Linked DNA regions of Homo sapiens: region 2 is linked to region 1. Evidence: chromatin loops called from intact Hi-C (ENCODE). Cell type or tissue: GM12878. All regions are shown on one strand. Links, peaks and the distances in the headings refer to the core of each region. The heading gives the core; the rest is flanking DNA. Region 1 has its middle 23 kb from the start of DAW1. Region 2 has its middle 12 kb from the start of MIR5703.

Evidence for each region. Peaks named below come from ENCODE experiments on the same cell type or tissue, not always from the same donor. Only the 100,000 strongest peaks of a DNase experiment are listed, where the experiment ranks them.
Region 2: it touches region 1 in a loop (3-fold over the local background); 1 of 110 quality-filtered maps calls a loop at or near these places.

The regions. Positions count from the first base shown.
Region 1 is chr2:227,845,567-227,850,945 of GRCh38, forward strand. No RefSeq gene overlaps it. Among named protein-coding and RNA genes, the nearest start is that of DAW1, 23 kb to the right of the region's middle. In GM12878, for the core only: no CTCF peak of the experiment used is centred there; a DNase peak (open chromatin) is centred at 3,185; H3K4me3 peaks cover 294 bases; H3K27ac peaks cover 949 bases.
Region 2 is chr2:227,457,185-227,462,563 of GRCh38, forward strand. No RefSeq gene overlaps it. Among named protein-coding and RNA genes, the nearest start is that of MIR5703, 12 kb to the right of the region's middle. RefSeq lists an enhancer at 3,135-3,224. In GM12878, for the core only: no CTCF peak of the experiment used is centred there; a DNase peak (open chromatin) is centred at 3,058; H3K4me3 peaks cover 694 bases; H3K27ac peaks cover 2,841 bases.

The DNA.
Region 1 (5,379 bases), core at 308-5,307:
TTAACAAAAATCCATACATAATGACTTGTAATTTTACAAAATTTACTAGGCATCTATTTATGTATTAGAGGTGAGGGTTTAAGGATATGTTCCATAAGAAACATAGCAATATAGGGCAGGGATAGTGACTGACACCTGTAATCCCAGCACTTCGGGAGGCTGAGGTGGGTGGGTCACCTGAGGTCAGGAGTTCAAGACCAGCCTGGCCAATATGGTGAAATCCCGTTTCTACTAAAAATACAAAAAATTAGCTGGGCGTGGTGGCAAGTGCCTGGAATCCCAGGTACTCAGGGCGCTGAGGCAGGAGAATTGCTTGAACCCAGGAGGTAGAGGTTGCGGTGAGCTGAGATTGCACCATTGCACTCGAGCCTGGGCAACAGGAGTGAAACTCCATCTCAAAAAAAAAAAATTTCCAGAGTTGGTGTTGTTCACATGCACTTGACCATAAATCCCCCTAAGATGGATCCTTGAAAAATTTTAGACTTGGACTAAGTCTATAATGATTCATAAACATAAGGGAATTTTATAAAATAACGAATGAGAGCATCTTCTACATGCCAGTCAATCCTGTAGCTCCAGGTATATAGAGACGGAAAATACCATCTCTGCCCATTGGTTAAGCAAGGGTTTTGGCAAGGCTATGGAGCAAAAGGAATTCCCATACATTGCTGGTGAGAAAGAAAACTGTGGTAACCCCATTGAAAAACAGTTTGTCTTAAAAAATCTTTTTGAAGACAGAGTCTCGCTCTGTTCCCAGGCTGGAGTCCAGCAGTGTGATCATAGCTCACTGAAGGCTCAAACTCTTGGGCTCAAATGATCCTCCTACCTTAGACTCCCAAGCAGCTGGGACTATAGGCACATGCCACCACGCCTGATTAATTTTTTATTTTTATTATTTTTAGAGACAGGATCTCACTATGTTGGCCAGGCTGGTCTTGAACTCCTGGGCTGAAGCAGTCCTCTCATTTCGGCCTCCCAAAGTGCTGGGATTACAGGTGTGAGCCACTGTGCCTGGCCCAGTGTGGCGTTTTCTACTAAAGCTGAACACATGTATACTCTGTGAGTCAGCAATTCTTTCTCATACGTGTCCCTGAGTAATGCATGCATACATGTGCCAGGATTCTTGTAAACGAATGTTTTCAGAAGCATTGTTTATTGTAGCTCCAAACTGGGCCATCAACTTTAGAAAGAATAAATAAATTGTGGGGTATCACACACAATGGAAATCTAGACAGAAGAGAAAATAAACTACAGCTGAATGCAGTAACATCCTGGAATCTTAAACATGGCATTGATTGAAAGGAAGACGACAAGAGAGAACACCCACAAGATGACCCTATTTCTATAAAATTCAACACCAGGAAAAATTAAACTTTATTTTTAAGCATGCATACAAAGCTAGTGAAACTATAAAGAAAAGTGAAGAAGTGATTACCAGAAGGGAAAGGACAGTAGTTGTTTCCAGGAGCATGTGAGCAGGGTATGGCTGAAACAAGACACATGAGGTTTCAGGAAGTGCTGATTTGCATGCAGTTTCACAGATTTTCAAAAAGTAATGATTCAATATTCTGTATATTTATTTTATGCATTCTTCCATATGTTGCTGTAACTGAAAAAATTTTTAAAAGATCAAATTTACAATCCCACCTTGAATTTAGAGTGATAATGAAGTTAAATGAGATTTGGCCAACAGGGCTAGGAAGGTGAGAATAAGTCCTCACTCCATGGATAAGTCTTAGAGGGAAAATAGGAAATTAGCAGAGAAGGAAAGAGCTGTCTAGGCAGAGGCAAGACTCACGCTAAAGTCTTCTTTGTCTATTTCACTCCTTCGGCACTGCAATTCTTCCCTCTACTCCGGCCCTCCAGGTGAGTGTGAGGGTTTAAGAAATGGGGCCCCCAAAGCAGGTCAGAGGCCAGAATATGTTCTGTTCATGTTTAGAAGATTTACTGGAGAGTTTTTGGAAGCAAGAACATTTTTGTTATGAAGTAAAAAGGAATATCTAAGATATCCCTCCGGCCGGGCGCGGTGGCTCACGCCTGTAATCCCAGCACTTTGGGAGGCCGAGGCGGGCGGATCACGAGGTCAGGAGATCGAGAGCATCCTGGCTAACACAGTGAAACCCCGTCTCTACTAAAAATACAAAAAATTAGCCGGGCATGGTGGCGGGCGCCTGTAGTCCCAGCTACTCGGGAGGCTGAGGCAGGAGAACGGCGTGAACCCGGGAGGCGGAGCTTGCTGTGAGCCGCGATCTCGCCACTGCACTCCAGCCTGGCAACAGAGCGAGACTCCGTCTCAAAAAAAAAAAAAAAAAAAAAAAAAAAAGATATCCCTCCTTCTCCCTTAGAACAAGGAAATACAAACTAACGGAAAAACCAAGGAAGATGTAAAGAAAAGAAGAGAAAACTAAGGAAAACTTGAGAAAATTGAGGCACAGATACAAAGGGGAAGAGAGAGAAGGGAATGAGTCAGGAGGGAAACAGAGAAAAGAGATTAAAGACATAAAAAGATAAAAGTATCGGGAAGCATTGCAGTGTGAAAGGGAAGAAATAAGCAAAGAAGACTTTGGAAGCTGCGTTCTTAAGATCTCTCTTAGATGAAAAAGGGGAGAGATAAATGAGAGAAAAGTAAAAAAGTTTTAGCAGAAAAAAAGAGAAATGATCAGAAATGTTTAATAGAAACATGAAAATTAGAAGTTCATGGGGCAAAAATAAAATGTGGCTTATTTTTATTTCTCTTTCTTAAAAGAGCAAACATTTGCAGGAAATCAAAAGGGCTCAAATTTCAAAGATCAACAAAACCAAGTGATGGGAAAAGCCTTTATAAGAGAAACTAGAATGGCATAAGAGGAATCTTAATAGTTTGATCATTTAAACAGGCTAAGGTAAATACTCACGCGAAAGAACCAAAAACTTTGTAAGAGTTATGATGCCAGAGAAAATAAGGAAGAAGAAAAAAGTGAACACTGTTACGTGTTCTAACTTGCAAGTCTCTTTCCCTCTTACTCTGCTAAGAATAAAAGAAAAGGCGGAAGGAAGAGATGAAAAGGGGGTCATTCCAACTCATTAAAACAGGGAAAAACCAACTATTGCAGAAAGGAATGGTGAGCCTGGTAAAAGTTGGGAGGAGGATGGGAAATTGCAAGAAGAGGGTTGTTAAAGTTATGAGTTCATTTTCCCTCGCCCCCTCATGGTACCATACTCACTCGACTGGAAAGGCAAGTTTCACTCCAGCAAATGAAGCAGCAAGGAAGTGACTTCACAAAAATCTTCCTCTGCTCTAGGGTAATTTGGGCCTTTCATGATTTAACTCAGTCTACCACATCTTGACCTAGTTGAAAACTGGGTCAGACTATTTTTCTTGAACGGAAGCCTAAAAACCACCCTCCCTTAAATGAATTTATATTTTTGCAGTATTGTCTATACTCAGTTTCTCTTTTACCTTTTTGGAGATGCTAACAAAAATTACTCAAGCCAGTTAAAGACCCTGGACCCAGAATCCATCGACAGAGGAAAAGGAATCAGGGATTTCATAGGAAAGTTGGAAGATTTGCTTTCGGTCCTTCTCCTGGTGGGGCACTGGGTGTTAATTTAAGTGACAATCAGCCCATTTCAGTCATGACCTTCCTCCCTCTCTGAGCAATTACTGAGGCACAGAAGAACTCCATTTTGGCTCAAAGAGTTTGTAAACCAAAAATAAAATTACAAGGCCCCGCCAACCATCTGAATGGACCCCTCTTCTCAGACAAGGGCATTCCAAAGTTGGTTCAAGCCATAATGTGAAGGGAGGGTTGGACATGCCACATTACACCCTCCTTCCTTTTGGAATTCAGGAAAAGCCAACCAGCATTAATATCGACACAGACCTTGAAGTCTGGTAAGAAATATTTACAATCTATTCTCTTGGAAGCCTGCTACTTAGAGGCTTCATCTGATTGATAAAACTTTGGTCTTCACGACCCCTTATCATCCTAAACCAGACACTTGTTTCTATTGATTCCAGGTCTTTAGATAATAACTCTTTCAACCAATTGTCCATCAGAAAAATTTTAAATCTACCTATAACTTGGAAGCCCCACTGCTTCGAGTTATCCTGGCTTTCCGGACTGAATCAATGTACATCTACATGTATTTGATTAATGTCTCCTGTCTCCCTTGAATTTATAAAACTAGGCCGTGCCTCGACCACCTTGGGCACAAGTTCTTGAGATCTCCTGAGGGCTGTGTCACAGACCATTGGTCCCTCATATTTGGCTCAGAGTAAATCTCTTCAGATATTTTAGAGTTTGACTCTTTTCCTCAGCAATTTCTATGAGGTGTGGAAGAAAGGCGTCAGGAGTTGGGGAAGAGAAGAGTGAGGAATAAATGAGGCTGCCCAGTTAGGTTAGGGGCAGGGACTCCCAGGACACATTGAGGAGTTTGGGAGGATGATAAAAAGAGTGGCAATATGATTAAAGCAGATTAGAAGAAACAGGCGTGGCTGGTGGAGGGATGTGAGAGAAAACTGGCCAGAGTGGGAAGCAAATTGATTCTTGATGAGTAAATGCATCCTGGCCAGGACCATAAATACTCCCTAGAGTATGATTACTCATGATCTTTTCCCCATCTGGCTGGTTGGAATAGGTATAATCCCTAAGGAAGCTTGCCAGATAGAATAAAATAGAGGATACCTCATTAACTTCAAATTTCAGATGAACAACATATTTTTTTTAGTGCTATTATGTCCCAGGCAATATTTGGAGCCCACTTAAAAACAAACAAACAAAAAAACCCCACGTGCTGTCTAGCTGAAATTCAAAGCTGCTGGGGTGTCCTGTATTTGATTTGCTAAATCTGGCAACTGTATCCCCAGGGCAATCTTGGGAATCATGAGAAAGTAGAGCCCAAAGATGTTGCTGGGTCTCAGAGCTGCAAGAGAAGTGCACAGGAAGGCTACCTAGATGTTAGGACTTCTGACTTCCAAAACTATAAAAGTATAAATTTGTATTTTAAGCCACTAAAATGTGGTAATGTGTTACAGTGACAATAGGAAACGAATACATAATCTAACACATTTTTTCCTCTTTTTCTTTGTCTACCCCATAGATATAGACAACGCTACACTTGGAAAGCAGAACCTTTTTGTTCATTTTCAGAAAAGAAAACTGAGGACATAATCACTATTTCCATTTGTAGAGTAACTCTTGGCATTCTTTCCTTGACACTATCTACACACTTTCTTATCTTTCTCTTCCTCTTCATCTAATTCTCTCCCTCTTCCCAATTCTTTCTATTCCTGTTTCCATTGCTTTTCTTTTCTCTATCAATTACCCAACCATCATCATCATCCATCCATCCATCCATCCATCCATCCATCCATCCATCCATCATCCTCTTCCCTGC
Region 2 (5,379 bases), core at 292-5,291, 390 kb before region 1:
TTTGAACTGTCATGATGCAGCTTAGACTTGTATCAGTCTATTTACTTTTCTTTTTTTTTTTTTGAGATGGCGTCTTGCTCCGTCACGTAGGCTGGAGAGCAGTGGTGCGATCTCCGCTCACTGCAACCTCTGCCTCCCAGGTTCAAGCGATTCTCCCGCCTCAGCCTCCTGAGTAGCTGGGATTACAGGAGTGAGCCACCACACCTGGCTAATTTTTTTTTTTTTTTTTTTTAGTAAGATGGGTTTTCACTATGTTGGCCAGGCTGGTCTCGAACTCCTGACCTCAAGTGATCTGCCCGCCCTTGGCCTCCCAAACTGCTAAGACTACTGGCGTGAGCCACCGTGCCTGGCCTTTTTTTCCCCCCTTTTCCAAAGTCTAATATTAGGGATATAGTCCACTGAGAGAACAATCACCGATACATAAAAGGGCATCACAAAATGGAGACCCAAGATCGAAGGGCAATAATGAGATTGAATTTTATGCTTCTGAGGACCTGCCTTCATAGTCTGTGAAAAAATAAGTTAGAAGCAAGAATACTTGGGGCTTTCTTAATTATTTCACATGACTGAGAATGCAGGAGTACAGCTATTAGAAGAAATCCTAGGAGAGATTACTGCCCTAGAAAGAGAGGTCTCTGGGCCTCTGCTGAATCAAGTAAAGCCATCAGAAAGTTCAAATGAGACTACAGGGAACTATCACAAGAGACTGGAAGCAATGTGGGAAGGTCATCTAGCCACAGAGTGGCAAACAGGGTACAGATCTCACAGCCAACTGGGATCATTAGCAGCATCTTCTGGAGCAGAGAGTTAGTTGCAAGGGATTCCAAGGCTACACGTGGTATTAGCTAGAAATGGTGTAATGAACATGAGTGATGCCGGCTCCACGTGAAAGAGGCAGGAGTGGTGTATAGTTAACATTCTTGATGGGTCGGTTCTCTTGCCTTCTTATCTGTCTACATTCAGACCATCTTAGAAAGATGAGATGCTAATTCTATTTTTAAGAAGCTTTGGCCAGGCACGGTGGCTTATGGCCTGTAATCCCAACACTTTGGGAGGCCAAGCCGGACAGATCACCTGAAGTCAGGAGTTCGAGACCAGCCTGGCCAACATGGCGAAACCCTGTCTCTATTAAAAATACAAACATTAGCCAGGTGTGGTGGTACATGCCTGTATTCCCAGCTACTTGGGAGGCTGAGGCAGAAGAATCGCTTGAACCCGGGAGGCGGAGGTTGCAGTGAGCCGAGATCGCATCACTGCATGCCAGCCTGGGCAACAGAGTGAGACTGTCTCAAAAAAAAAAAAAAAAAAAAAAAAGCATGAAGAGGACATGATATATAATCCTTTCAGAAATGCAAAGATTAAAATGAATTCTTCTTCTTTTATCCGAGGTGGGACTGCTTTAATGTAAATCTGGTTTCTGTTGTCCTGGCCTTTGTGGAGAATGGAGGAGTACCATGTCCAGGAATCCATCTGTGTCTATGGTCTAGATCGGGGGTGTCCAATCTTTTGGCTTCCCTGGGCCACACTGGAAGAAGAAGAATTGTCTTGGGCCACACATAAAATACACTAATACTAACGATAGCTGATGAGCTGTTAAAAAAAAATCACAGAAAACCTCATAGTGTTTAAAGAAAGTTTATGAATTTGTGTTGGGCCGCATTCAAAGCTGTCCTGTGCCCCGTGCGGCCCACAGGCGGTGGGTCGGACAAACTTAGTCTACCTGTTAGACACTCTCCTTCCTCTGGCCCATCCTCCTTAAATCCAGGGTTCCCCTCCCTCTGTTCCCACCCCCTGACCTTTGTTGCCCCTGTAGACAAACTGGAGACTTCAGATTCAGACAGAGGGAACCTCAGGGAGACGATGCATTGTGGAGAATCTGGGTTCCTGTTTTGGTTCTGCCATCAGATCCCTCGTTTTCCTTAGTAGAATGAGGGGGATTTTAACCTTGGGCACGGGATCAGCCTGAGATGATATTTTACGTGTCTGGTGCATAGTTAAGGAAAGGGGAGTGGTATCTTTTATCTGATTCTCAAAAGGGGCTCTAACTCTAAACCTGTTGAGTCATTGGTCTAAGTGATTTCTTTTTCTTTTCTTTTCTGTTTTTTTCTTTTTTTGAGACGGAGTCTCGCTCTGTCGCCCAGGCTGGAGTGCAGTGGCGCGATCTTGGCTCACTGCAAGCTCTGCCTCCCGGGTTCATGCCATTCTCCTGCCTCAGCCTCGTGAGTAGCTGGGACTACAGGCGCCGGCCATCGCACCTGTCTAATTTTTTGTATTTTTAGTAGAGACGGGGTTTCACCGTGTTAGGCAGGATGGTCTCAATCTCCTAACCTCGTGATCCGCCCGCCTCGGCCTCCCAATCTAAGTGATTTCTAATATTCTTTCCATTTGAAACTTTGCATGTGAAGATCCATTTTCACTGGGGCCGTGGCTCACACCTGTAATCTCAGCACTCTGGGAGGCTAAGGTGGGTGGATCACTTGAGGTCAGGAGTTTGAGACCAGCCTGGCCAACAGGGTGAAACCCCGTCTCTACTAAAAATACAAAAATTAGCTGGGTGGGGTGGTGCATGCCTGTAATCCCAGTTATTCGGGAGGCTGAGGTGGGAGGATAGCTTGAACCCAGGAGGCAGAGACCACAATGAGCTGAGATCTCACCACTGCACTCCAGCCTGGGTTATAGAGTGAGACTCCATCTAAAAAAAAAAAAAAAAAAAAAAGAAGGTATCTTTTCATGCAATCATATACCCTATGTATGATGCTCACAGCTGGAAGATGCAGCAAAATACTCTTCAAATGGCAACTTCTAGATCTTATAGAGAATGGACCCATATTTATCAGATTTGAAGATGTTTAAAATAGACCAAAAATGTAACCTGTATAAAAAAGGAGAAATAGGGGTTGTTAAAATTTCCCTGAAAGCCCATGTGTAATAAAAATGAGTCATTATTCTAGAGGGTTTCCTGCCTTTTAAGGGCTGTAAATCAGAAGCAATGCTTATGGGAGACAAGGCCACGCTCCCCAGGTCTCCTGGGGGCGGCGGCAGCAGCACCCTCGTCCTGGCTGTGGTCCACGGTGCCTGGCTGCGACTAAGGCTGCAGAATGTTGAGTTGCTGTTCTGCGGTTTTGCCACATTCATCAAATGTGGTTATTGTCAACTAGATAAAGTATAGTACGGTGATTATGAGCACAGTTTCTGAATCAGACTGTCCAATCCTGGATCTCCCCTGGGAGCTTGAGCAAGCAACTTAATTTTTCTGTGCCTCAGTTTCTTTACCTGTAAAATAGAAATAATCCTATCACCTACTTCATAAAGTTCCTATGAGGATAAAGTGATTTAATGTATGAACAGCACTTAGAACAGTGTCTGGCAGATAGTAAGCATTCTATGTACTTGGATAGTAATAGCATTCCAAATATTACTTATCCAATCCATAGTATTGGATATGTAAAAGCATAGAAAAAAGGTCTGGAAAGGTAACGATGTGCTGCGACTGCTGGACGAGGCGATGTGAATGGGAGAGTGTGAGCTGTGGGCTGGGGAACTTTTGGCTTTACTGGCTGTGTTAGCTTCCCAGGGCTTCTGTAACAAACTGTCACAAGCTAGGTGGTTGAAAATAACAGGGATTTATGCTCACAATTCTTTATGCTACAGGTGAGGAATCAAGGAATCAGCAGGTCCAAAGGCTCTAGGGAAGAATCCTTCCTTGCCTCTTCCAGTTTCTGGTGGTCCTAGGTGTTCCTCGGCTCGTGGCAGCATGACTCCCACCTCTGCCTCCATCATCACATGGCCTTCCTCCCCGTATGTCTGTATGTGTCCTCTCTTCTTCTCATAGAGACACTAGTCATTGGATTTAGGGCCCACTCTAAATCAGAATGATTTCATCTTGAGTTCTCCAATGAATCACATCTTCAAAGGTCCTATTTCTAAATAAGGTCACATCCTGAGGTTCTGGTTGAATGTGAAGTTTTAGGAGATGCTTCAACTCACTATACCAGCATTGTTTTGTTTTGTTTTGCTTTCTTTTAAAAATGAGATTATATTCATGTATTACTTAGGATTTTTTTTTTTTTTTTTTTTTTTTTGAGACAGAGTTTCACTCTGTTGCCCAGGCTGGAGTGCAATGGTGCAGTCTCGGCTCACCGCAAACTCTGCCTCCCGGGTTCAAGCAATTCTCCTGCCTCAGCCTCCCGAGTAGCTGGGATTACAAGTGTGCGCCACCATGCCTGGCTAATTTTGTATTTTTAGTAGAGATGGGTTTCTCCATGTTGGTCAGGCTGGTCTCGAACCCCCAGTCTTGGGTGATCCACCCACCTCAGCCTCCCAAAGAGCTGGGATTACAGGCATGAGCCACTGTGCCTGGCCCTACTTAGGATATTAAACAACAAAATGAAACAAGAAAATATATATATAAAATATAATATACATTATACTATGGGAAGCTAATGTATACATGTATACACTTGCTTATTCTGTCTAGGTTGTAGAGGAGGTTGTTGATGGGAAAAGAGGGAAATACAATGATTGCTAACACTTGTAGAATGCTTACTATCTGCCAGACATTGTTTTAAGTGCTTTTCGTATATTAAATCACTTAATCCTCATTGGAACCTTATGAAGTAGGTGGTATGATCATTTCTATTTTATAGGTGAAGAAACTGAAGCACAGAAAAGTTAAGTTGCTTGCTCAAGCTCCCAGGGGAGATCCAGGCTTGGACAGTCTGATTCAGAAACTTTGCTGATACCACCATGCTGTACTGTCCTTCATGTATGGGCACACATAGGCGATACAGGTCTGAGTCAAGAAAATTTGACATCACTTCCTAAACACACACACTCTCCTTTTTCTCCCCAAATAAAGCATCTATAAATGAATGTTGTTTCTGTGGTTAGATGTGTTTGGAGAATTTTATCTGCAGAATCTTCCAAACTGAACATTGTCTGATATTTACTTAGAAGAAATAAAAACTTCCATGAACTGAGTGAAAAATAGTTGTTCATGTATATCACTGATTGCTGTTCAGATCACTTAGAGCACAATGGATTTCAACCAGTCAAAGTGCAGCAATGCTCTGAGCAAAGGGTAGCCGCACACAAGGTGGTTCACTTAACGGCAGCTTCTGGCAAATTGCAGCTAAACTGCAGTTCCAGTTGACTTGGTAACTTACAAACAGCACACGCTGAATGGAAAAGGAATTGGTATACCATATTTAAAACAATGAGAATAATGATAGCAGTGCTTCCATTAATGCCAGATGCTGTGCTGAGTACATTTTCTTACTCTGTTCTTACTGTAACCTTCTGAATCATTAATGCCCCAGAGGTGGGGTGGTGACTAATGATAAACTGATAAGGGTATCCTTATGGTAAAAATGGCCATGA